3 separate regions of the Homo sapiens genome follow, and regions 1 and 3 are each linked to region 2. The links are chromatin contacts, found by Hi-C or POLR2A ChIA-PET in ENCODE. All regions are on one chromosome and are shown on one strand. Each heading gives the region's core, a stretch centred on a gene start or an enhancer-like site at or near the end of the contact. The rest is flanking DNA. Distances are from core to core; before and after follow the strand shown.

Evidence for each region. A loop is a pair of places that touch in the nucleus more often than their neighbours do. ChIA-PET counts read pairs that join two places held with the same protein, here RNA polymerase II (POLR2A). Pooled maps may share reads with other maps.
Region 1: a loop to region 2 is called in a pooled map, with 3 times the contacts of the local background. The contact joins the promoter of DNAI3 here to the enhancer-like site in region 2. A Hi-C loop is called at or near these places in 1 of 168 maps with a recorded cell type or tissue (transverse colon), 2 of 37 single-sample maps with no recorded cell type and 7 of 50 pooled maps. POLR2A ChIA-PET finds 5 or more read pairs at or near these places in 3 of 52 experiments (OCI-LY7, activated CD4-positive, alpha-beta T cell and activated naive CD4-positive, alpha-beta T cell).
Region 3: a pooled map shows a loop between it and region 2 (3-fold over the local background). The contact joins two enhancer-like sites. A Hi-C loop is called at or near these places in 1 of 37 single-sample maps with no recorded cell type and 6 of 50 pooled maps. POLR2A ChIA-PET finds 5 or more read pairs at or near these places in 2 of 52 experiments (GM12878 and activated T-cell).

The regions. Positions count from the first base shown.
Region 1 is chr1:85,060,741-85,064,341 of GRCh38, forward strand. It overlaps DNAI3 (dynein axonemal intermediate chain 3), which reads left to right and starts at 1,587. Exons shown (of 23, transcript NM_145172.5): 1 at 1,587-1,746. RefSeq lists an enhancer at 1,222-1,722.
Region 2 is chr1:84,972,037-84,975,457 of GRCh38, forward strand. The region is part of intron 1 of MCOLN2 (mucolipin TRP cation channel 2); the gene reads right to left. Among named protein-coding and RNA genes, the nearest start is that of MCOLN2, 23 kb to the right of the region's middle. Within about 2 kb of position 1,680, at least 2 of the 41 ENCODE cell types and tissues checked have a DNase peak (open chromatin) inside an H3K27ac peak, as active enhancers do; they include OCI-LY7, where a contact is called at or near this core.
Region 3 is chr1:84,853,191-84,856,778 of GRCh38, forward strand. The region is part of intron 2 of LPAR3 (lysophosphatidic acid receptor 3); the gene reads right to left. Among named protein-coding and RNA genes, the nearest start is that of LPAR3, 38 kb to the right of the region's middle. RefSeq lists an enhancer at 1,233-1,482. Within about 2 kb of position 1,326, at least 6 of the 41 ENCODE cell types and tissues checked have a DNase peak (open chromatin) inside an H3K27ac peak, as active enhancers do.

The sequences.
Region 1 (3,601 bases), core at 337-2,836, 89 kb after region 2:
AATTCAGGTATGGAATTTAAGAGATATGTTAGGCTGAGAATGTAGAAATGGAAGTCCAGTGTGTTTAGTGGTGATGGCTGAAGCTAAGGGGAATATATGATGCCGACGCCACCAGGAGAGTGCGAAGAGTGACAAAAGAAGACTCAAGACTGAGCCCAGGGGAAAACGAATCTTCCACTTCCTGGGAGTGGACAAGCTGGAAAAAAGTTGTCAGAATGTTTAGATAATACCTCTTTTTTAGTTTTTTTCCTTCATAATTTGTATTGTAAAATTCATTTGAATTTTGTGAACACAAATTCTTCAGAAATTTGAAAGAATCTATATAATCTTTCTGCACATAACGTAAAAATCTTCATTCAGGATCCTTAAAGTCTCATATGTTATAAATGATTAGCCTCTTCTCAATTAAAGATTTTATTTAAATTGGGTGTAAAAATTAATTTAGACCAATTACAGAAGTCAATTACATTGCTTTATTAAATTCTGCCAGTTTACAAATTAGGAAGTTATTATTATTATTATTTTTTAAGACGGACCCTCGCTCTGTCGCCCAGGCTGGAGTGCAGTGGTGCGATCTTGGCTCCCAGGTTCAAGCGATTCTCCTGCCTCAGCCTTCTGAGTCGCTGGGACTTACAGGTGCACGCCACCACGCCTGGCTAATTTTTTTGTATTTTTAGTAGAGACGGGGTTTCACCGTGTTAGCCAGGATAGTCTCGATCTCCTGACCTCGTGATCTGCCTTCCTCAGCCTCCCAAAGTGCTGGGATTACAGGCATGAGCCACCGCAGCAGCCCCCTGAACTCTCATATGTTATAAATGATCAGCCTTTTCTCAATTAAAGATTTTATTTAAATTAGGTGTGAAAATTTATTTACACCAATTACAGCAGTCAATTACATTACTTTATTAAATTCTGCCACTTTACAAATTAGACAGTTATAATTATTTTTTAAGGGAAAGGAGGAGAACAGTGTTCAGAGAGTTGAGCGTCACTGTATGAATCCCACCGGACTCCTAATCACAGATAAAATGAACCTTGGGTTACTCACGGATTCAAGTTTCTTCCCCGGAGACTCATATTTACAGCTTGAGTCAAATTCTAAACAAAAGTTATTCTGGCAAGAAGGAAATGTAACCCATTAGGGTTCTGGGGCGCCCACGACAACCAGTGGGGCGCAGCTTCCTCTCCACTCCCTAGGAGGGCCCAGCTCGCTGCAGGGGGTGGGCAGGAAAGCTGCCCGAAAGGATTCTGAGCGGGCAGCCTCCTTAACATTTTCTCTCCTGGTTCCTAGGGTCCACACCCCAGAAAGATTCTTCTCTGGCTGAGATTGCGGTGGGTGTGAGGCATGGACCGAGCCTGTTAGACCTGGGGTCAGGCCGGGCCACTGTCATTAATATACTTAAGACACAAAACTCTTTCCTTGGTAGTGGAAAGCTGCTGGCCTCACCCGGTTCGCGTTGAGTGACGTCACATAGTGGCAACCAATCACAAGTCTGCTTTGAAAGATACTGTTAGGGAGCGGACACTGTATTGGTAGAGATGCTCTGTCAGTCTCGCAGAGGACTCGCCTCTTTTCTCTTAGCGACAGATGCGTCCTGGCAACAGTCGGCAGAGTTGCTGCGGTTTGTGCCCTTGCGATTTCTTTTTCTGAGAGAGGAGAGTCAAACTCCCACCTCCAGCTCTCGAAGGAGCTTTTCCTGAGGGCACTGCAAAGAGGCTCCTTTTCTTTCAGATCAGCAGTATCAGGTAAGAGAAGCTCTGAATGGGAAAGGCGGCTTGGAAAACAAGTATTTTACTCACTCTTTCAAGGGTATTTGAACACTCGCTGTGTCAGCAATGTGCTAGGCTAGTGGCAGTGAAGACTACAAAAAACACAAGTCTTTCCCTGCTTTCAAAGAGCTTCCAGCCTCGTGAGGGAAACAAAAATAGCAACGAGAGAGCAGTTAACGACACTCTAAGAACTTTAAGGGCATGTACTGTCTTGTTCCCATGTTATATATACCCAGTGACTATCATATTGCCTAGTACATAGTAGGAACTCAATAAACCATGAATGAGTCAGTTAATGAATGAATGAATGAATGAATGAATGAATGAATGCCAAAACAGCATGATTCTGATTATCCGTCTAGGGGCGGGGGTCAAACAATAAAAGATTAATGTGGGCTGAAATAGATTACTTCAGGACTGTTTAGAAAGGGCTAGAGTAGATAAACAGTGAGGAAGATGAACAGGGAACACAAACTCTTTGAAAGTAAGGACATTGTCTTATTCCCCTAGTGACTAGTTTACCCAGTACCTAATTGCTGCGCAATACTTTCTCCTTCTTCTTGTGTATGGTGAATGCTAAATGAATTCACAGCAATCTTTTAGGAAGCTCAGAGTTTGAAGCCCTCTGCCTTTGCAGAGGCCTGACATAAGTAATTACACATAGTATGACTGGAAAGTGTCAGGGAGAACAAGATTGTTTCAGCCTGAGTGAGGAAGTCAGGGAGGCTTTCGGCTTTGGGGGAAAAGTTCATAATTGCCTTGAATGATGAGAAAGATTGAAGCAAGCAGAGAGATGCCTGCATGGTGTGGACCAGGAGCAGCAGGAGGGGTGGGAGGGAAGGGGATTCTCCAGAGAGGGAGGTGGGAAAGTCCTCGACTGTTTGGGAATGAATGGAAACCGTGTGAGGCTGGAATAGAACTGGAAAGGTTGACGCAGTGAGGCACACTGTGAAAGTACTGAAGGCCATACTTATGTGAGTTCAGACTCTATTTTGTTTTGCAAAATCTGGTGTATAGACCACCAGTGCAAGACTGTCTCACAATGCTTTTAAAAATGCGGAGTCCCAGGCTCAACCCAGACCAGCAAAATCAAAGGAGGTCCAGGAAATTTGCATTTCAAATGAGCTCCATTTCTACAATCTGGAAGAGAATGCTACTGTGAATGATAGGGACCCATAAAAAGTCATTATACAGGGAAGAGACTTGATAAGAGATGCATTTTTGGAGAGCTCTGAGGTTGGCCTCTTGAGTAGTTGTTCTGGTTAGAACAGAGGCAGAGAGGCCAGTTAAGTGTCCATGATCTAGGGCAGAGGATTCAGGGAGGAGAATCTGTGGATTTTTTTAATTACATATTTATTTTCACTAACCACCAATTGAAATGTATTCAATTGGTAACAAACCACAGTAGTACTCACAGGCCTGTGACTTTGTTAGTAACTCTTTTCATATTACATTAAAGAGATTGTAAATATATTATTTATACTCATCATTACCTCACAATTAAGGTAGTTATTAGAACCACAGCTAGATTTTGTTATTTAACGTGTTAATAAAGTACAAATTATTTTATCATAATTTAAAAAATATTTTAATAACTATATTTCCATATAATCTGTCTTCTTTGTAATCCCATGTTTTTATTTGATGCATGGGCTTCACCAGGCTGCCAAAGGTTCATGGCACAAAACAGGGTTGGAGCTCCAGTTTTGGAGGACATGTTAAAGACCTGAACCAGAGGAGGCTGTGGGAGAGAAGGGCTTGGAATTCAGAAGATATTTGGAAGGGAGAAGTAATAGGATAGCATCTACTCAAATAAGTGAATATCCAATCT
Region 2 (3,421 bases), core at 430-2,929:
GGGGGACAAAAACAAACAACAACAAAAACAAACAAACAAAAAAATTAAGTCAGCAGACGGCAGAAATACTGCAACTTCCATCACAAATGAAAATCACCAACAGTTTAAGAAAAGCATACAGCTGCTAACTTGTGGTAACATAAGTCAGGAGAATGAAAGTAACTGTACCGTAAAACCACTTAAGGAACAGAAATCAATGAAGATCTAAATTACACAGACCCATCAGCTACAGGGCTGTCATGCAATTGAAATTGCATGAAATAAATAAGAGCAATCACAGCTTTTATGAATTATTTATGTTTCATTAACCCATAGGAAATGCATGATCTGGATTTTTATAAGCTTAATAATGGCAGCACTAAAGAACAAAATATCAAAGAAAAAAAGCATAGTATTTGAAGGCATAAAAATAAGATCTGAAATAGAATAGAAAGCCACCCATACAGTGGGTTAAATAAAAGCCAGAGATGCTGGAATAGAAAATGAAAGAAAAGAAGGCTGAGACTGGTACTGTGGTAAGAAACCAGGAGGAAGGCACAACAAAGCTACTGTCAGGTATTAAGAAAACCTACTGTCTCCACAGATAATCAGGACTATGAGGTTGGCATTAAGAAAACCTACTCTCTCCACAAATAATCAGGACTGTGTGACATTGGCTAAGTTTAAGGCTATCATATGATCAAGGGCAATTTCAGCTTTATCAAAACAATGACTAAGAGTCTAACGGAAGCCTGAAGTTTTGAAACAAAACAAGATGTCAGTGATTCTTAACCTTATTGGGGTTATAAACCCCTATGAGAACAGAAAAAGGCTCTTGACCTTTGCCCCAGGAAAATGAATACACCAGTTTCAGTGATGGTATTTTGTCAGCAAATAAGCTAACCAGCCCAGGATGCTATTGCCTTTGGCTTATGTGATCCCCCTACTTGACAAGGGGCCTGAAAGTTGTTTTTATCCCCTGCTGCAGTTGTCTCCAAAGTGGGGTCCTTGTGCACAAGGACGTATGCAAGACCATTCACTGGTATGTGAGAAGAAACTATTAGGGCTTCTAATTGTGTTAATTTAGAAAATAGAGAAGTAAAGAATTCCCAAGATTTAATATATGAATTGTTACCTATCACACCTAAGGTGCCCTCACTCGGTCAGTAACATCTGATGGGACTGACACAGTGGCTCATGTCTGTAATCTCAACACTTTGGGAGACTGAGGCAGGAGGATCACTTGAGGCCAAGAGTTCAAGACCAGCCTGGACAATATAGTGAGACTCTGTCTCCACAAAAACTTTTTAAAATCAGCCCAGTGTGGTGGTGGATGCCTATAGTCCCAGCTACTCGGGAGGCAGAGGTAGTAGATTCGCTTAAGCATAGGAGTTCAAGGCTGCAGTGAGCTATGATTTTGCCACTGCACTCCAGCCTGGACAACAGAAGGAGATCCTGTCTCAAGTAAATAAAACAAAACAAAACATCAGGTGCCTGTGTTTCACTTAGGTATGTGAGACATCCTGGGGAAATTGTCAAGTTTCCCAAATTAGGGGGTTCATGGTGGTACCCCCATTGATTTTCAGCATATTCCCACCAGTTATGTTTTATGTGGGCCCACTTAAGCATTTTTAGAATGTATCATCTAGTTTCCGTGGAAATAACCCTTGCGAAATAGGCAAAGGACATAAAGATTCTTGCAAAAGCCCAGAAGGTGGAGCAAGATGGCAGAAGAGAAGCCTCCACTGATCATCCTCTCACAAGAGGACATCAATTTAACAACTATCTATGTAAGCAAAGCACTTTCATAAGAACCAAAAATCAGGTGAGCACTTGCACTACCTGCTTTTAACTTTGTATTGCTAAAAGAGGCACTGAAGAGGTAGAAAAAACAGTCCTGAAGCACTGATACCACCCTTCCCCCAGCCCCAGCAGTGGCCACCTGGTGCGCAGAGTGCCTCTGCATGCTGTGGGAGGGAGAGCACAGCAATTGTGAGGCAGTAAACGGTTCTGCCCGGTTAGAGCAGAAAGGAAAACTGGACCAAATTCAGCTGATGCCCACCCACGGAGGGAACATTTAAACCAGCCCTAGCCAGAGGGGAATCACAGGTCCTTGTGGTTGGAACTTGAGTTCCCACAAACTTCACCACTGCAGGCTAAAGTGCTCTGGGTGTCTAAGTGAATTTGAAAGGCAATTTAGGCCACAAGGACTGCAACTCTAGGCGAGTCCTAGTGCTGAACTGGGCCCAGAAACAGTGGACTAGAGGGGCATGCAATCTACCAAACTACCAGGGTGGCTAAAGGAGTGGTGACATCACCTCTCCCCTAACCCCAGGCTGCACAACTAGTGGCTCCAAAAAAGATCCCTTCCTTCTGCTTGAGGAGAGGAGAAAGAAGAGTGGGGAGGACTTTGTCTTGCATCTTGGATACCGGCTCAGCCACAGCATGATAGGGTCAGAGTCATAATGCCTCTGTTCCAGGCCCTAGCTCCTGGGCAACACTTCTAGGCACACCCTGGGCCAGAAGGGAACCTACTGCCTTGAAGGGAAGAACCCATTCCTGGCAGCATTCATCACCTGCTAACTGAAGAGCCCTTGGGCACTGAATAATCAGCAGCGATACCCAGGTACTACATCTAGGGCCTTGGGTGAGCCTCTGAGACTTGCTGGCTTCAGGTTCATCTCGGCTATTGGGGGGTGGAGCAACAAGTGGGCTCCTGGAGTCCCCAGTTCTAAGAGCTGACTCTTGGATGGCATTTCTGGACCTTCCGTGGGCCAGAAGGGAGCCCACTGCCCTGAAGGATGAGTCTCAGGCCAGACAACCTTCATGACAAGCTGACTTAAGAGACCTTGGGCCTTAAGAGAACATAGTGGTAGTCTGGCAGTACTGCCCATGGGCTTCTGGTGGTGATGACCATGGGGAAGGTCTCCTCTGCTTTTGGAGGAGGGGAGGGAAGAGTGGGAAGAACTGCATCTTGTAATTTGAGTGCCAGCTCAGGCACGATACAATAGAACACTAGGTAGACTTCTAAGGTTTTTTATTGTAGTCCCTGACTCCTGGACAGCACCTCTGGACCCAGGAGGGTCCTGGGGGAGCTCAGCATCCTGGAGGGAAGAACACAGGCCTGGTTGGCTTTGCCGCCTGCTAACTATAGAGCCCCAGAGCCATAAGCAGACACAGGAAGTAGCCAGGGAGTAGTTACAGCCGGCCTTGGGCAACACCCAGTGCTGTGCTGACTTCAGGTCTGACCCAGTGTAGTCACAGAGGTAGTAGCCACAGGGGTGCTTGTGTCACTCCATCCCTAGCTTTAGATGGCTCAGGACTGAGAGAGAGACTCCATTTGTTAGGGAGACAAAAAGGGTAGAGAACAAGAGTCTCTGCCTGGTAATCCAAAGAATTCTTCTAGATCTTGTTCAAGGTGGTAACTCCATGAGTCTATAAG
Region 3 (3,588 bases), core at 76-2,575, 120 kb before region 2:
AGGGCTTACATTTTTGAACGATCAAGCTCATAGGAAAGCAAGAATAAGGACAAGAGTAGGCTCGTGGATCCCCCAGCTCCTGGCTGGAAGGAATGAGCCCTAGTGAAAAGCTAGGATGGTAAGGATGTGACCTGTGCAGGTGGACTCAGATATGAAGGAAGGGAAATTAAGGGAGTTCATGCCAGATGAAGAAAGCAAAGATTGGGAGGTCAGCTGGGGAATGAGACAGGGCAAAGCTCAAAGACCTTGGGGAAAGTGGCAAGGCTTGATTAAGTGTTGCTCTTGCCTGACCCTGCCTCTGAATTTTAGTTCCCATGATGGATCCCTCTTCCTGCTTCTTCTCTCTCTGCCTCCTGCCAGATTTCCATAAGCTCACGCCCCACTGGCCTGCTTCTCTTCTCCTCCCCTGCAGCCCCGATGGGCCTTCTAGCTGCTGCTGACAAATGTGCCTTCCTACAACATCTACCATGATGGACCAGCTCTGCCTCTCTCTGGCATCTGAGCTACCTCCCATCCCCAGATCCTGGGGACTCTCCTATTGTCTCCTAAGTGATCTCTCCCTCTCCAACCCACCTCTCATCTTTCTAAAACCCTGCTTTGCATTTTGCAACTCCCACCTTCTCAACACTCAAGATCCTACATGGGCTCTTTCTTGCCAGATGAGGCAGTTCAGCTGTGGGCTGAAGACTGGCCACAGGCCTATTTAATTGGGCCTGCATGGTCTTTTAACAAAAAATGAAACTGATTGTCTTTACACAGGGCATGATCTGTCTAGTTAGCCACAGGCACCACCCCTCCCTATTTCCTTATATCCACTCCAGACCCAATTCATATACCCATGTTATCTGCCTAGTCTCTCTTAGATATCTGACAATGAAGTCCACAGGACCCTAGGATCCAAGGCCTTCCAGTCTCTGGCTCCCTTATGTCTCTCAAACCAGATTGTCATTACTATTCAAACTCCTTATTCCAGAAATCAGTCTGCCCAGTCTCCCCTTTCTACCCACGGCCCTGGCATGGCCTCCCTAGACATATGTATACCTGTCTCCCACCCTGCCTTTCCTCCTATCTGCAATGCCTTCCCCTTTCCTCTCCACCTGTTACACTGAAATCAGGCTTATATTCTACCTTCTCAAAGAGGCCTCCATGGACCATCCAAGCCCACAGCATTTTTTCAGCCTAGGCCCCCTCATTCAGCCCTTATGTATATTTCTTTGTGCCTTCAGTTATCTTTTTTGAGTACATTTCTCATTTCCTCAAATAAGCCTGGAAATAGGGTTCTCTATTAGTCACACACAGGAAAAGCCACACAGAACAGGTCTGCCTCCATGTCATCTATCTCTCATGTGACACAACCGTTGACTCATAAATCTTGGTCATTTCCTGACAACCATAAACCACTAGAGCAAGCACAGATTCACAGTGCCTTCAGGGTAGAGGCCATGTCTCATAGTTAGTACACTGCCTAAAACCTAGCAAGGTAGTCAATAAATGTTTATGATGAGAAAATATAAAATGCAGAAAAAAACATAAAGAATAAAATAGGTTCACCACTGAGCAGTAAATTCTCTGACTTGATGAAAACAACGCCTGTTGTGATTCACTGTCACTCAGGCATCCAAGGACAGGTATATTTTGCCAAGGCAAGAAGTTGGGACCCACTAGAAGAAGCAGGAACTAGAAGGTCCAGAGCTGCAGCCACAATGCTGCAGTAATTTACAAAGTGAACTTGGTCAAATCTCTCAACAGTATTGATTCTTTGAGGTAATGGGATCTTTCCGCCACATACTCTGCAGAGTTAACAACAATCTGGTGGTGAGGGAGAGCAGGTGGCTGGGCTGGAGGGACAACTGTCAGTGCAGGAGGGAAGATGACTCCTGCCAATAACTCTTGGTTCCCTTACCCCTTATCCCAGCTTCTGTGTTGATCCCTAGGTCCACGACAGGGCATAATTCCAGCAAACACCCTTTACTCCCAGTTCCCACCCAACATGTTTGCCATAGATACACAATGAACATAGTAGTCCCCAGCTGAAATTTTCGAAGTACAATGTTAACATGGAATTTGATAAAATTCTACCATTGGCCAGCACACACCATACTATTCCAGATGTTGAATTAGCCCAGTGATATGACGCCTGAGTCACAGACGATGACCACATTTCTCCTTTGGCAGAAATCAAAGCCCTAAGAGAGGGTGTTCCTGAGTTCTGGAACATGAAACCTTCCAGGAGGCTGGGTGTTGGCAGGAGGGTTGGATGTAGTTGGGTACTGGAACCTCTCCCTATACCTTCTTTTCAAAGAGGTCAAATTTGAGAAATGTTTCTCCACCTTGCACTCAGAAAATATTCAATAATTGTTTGTTTCAGCTTAAGAGGAAGGTTTCAGTTTTCTAAAAAGAAGAAAAGCCAGAAGTTCTGAAGAAGGGGGCATGAGAGGGGAATAAAAGAAGCTGAGTGCATTTGGTGTAATGGAACTGAAGGGGTCTGGACCAGAGGAAATGGAAGAAGTAAGAGGGCAGGGCAGTGGTTACATTGGAAACAAGAACACTGATTTGGGAAAAGCACTTCTAAACTGACTGCCAAGGGAGGTGTCTGAAACAGTGGCGTGGGGGGAAAAGAAAGAACCAAGAGCCAGACTTGAGGTAACAAATGGCTACATATGGCAGAGACAGAAGAAAGAAGACAGACTCCTGGAAATGTGGTGTTGGAAGAGGTGTCAAGATGGCATTTGAACAAGTGGGATGGAGTGCCATATGAGGGATTTTCTTTTTTAATTTGAAGCTGTCTTCCTTCCAGCATCAGACACTGAGGTCATCTCAGTCCCCACGTTCCCCGTCAGAACAGGAAGGGATGTGTCAAACAGCAGCGTAGGGGCAGCAACTGAGTGGCAACTGCATTTTTGCACCCACCGATTGACGGCCTGCCCTGAAAACAATGCCTCCCTCCCATAGGCCTCTGTAGCAATGCCATGAAGCACACAGGAAAATCATCTGTGACAAAGGTGCTCCTGGGACTAGCCATTTCAAGACAAAAGTACGAACACCCCCGGACTCAATGTACTGAGTACTGGTGCCTGGATGGCTTGACTCTGAAAAGAATCACCCTCCTTCTGATATGACTCTCTGCACAGCAACAAGAGAGCCCCTGTGTGCCAACAATCTGTTCATTTCACTCAGCATTTCTTAAGGCAAAGCTTTAACTGTTTTCTTTTTTTCTATTTTAACAGATATTTGATTACTAAGGCATGCAGGCAGTAAACATTGAAAGCAGGCTTCTGTGTTGCAGAAGCAACTACAAGGCCACAGAAGCTGAAAACAAATGTTTCAGAATTCCTCACGAACTTAGGCACATGTACTTTTTTTTTCTCTCTCTCTCTTTTTTAATGGAGTAAGGACAGTTCATCGATGAAGCTTATGAATAATACCAAAAGGCCTGTGTTTTGGTCCCAACTCTTTTCAGTCACAGGGCAAACTTTCCAATCCTAGCAAAGGTGATAATAGCAGCTGACGAACTAGCTACTCTCGAAGGATTTGTTAGCAAGAGGGGGACAGTTTCTTATGAGGACCATCCTATAATAGAGCTCTATA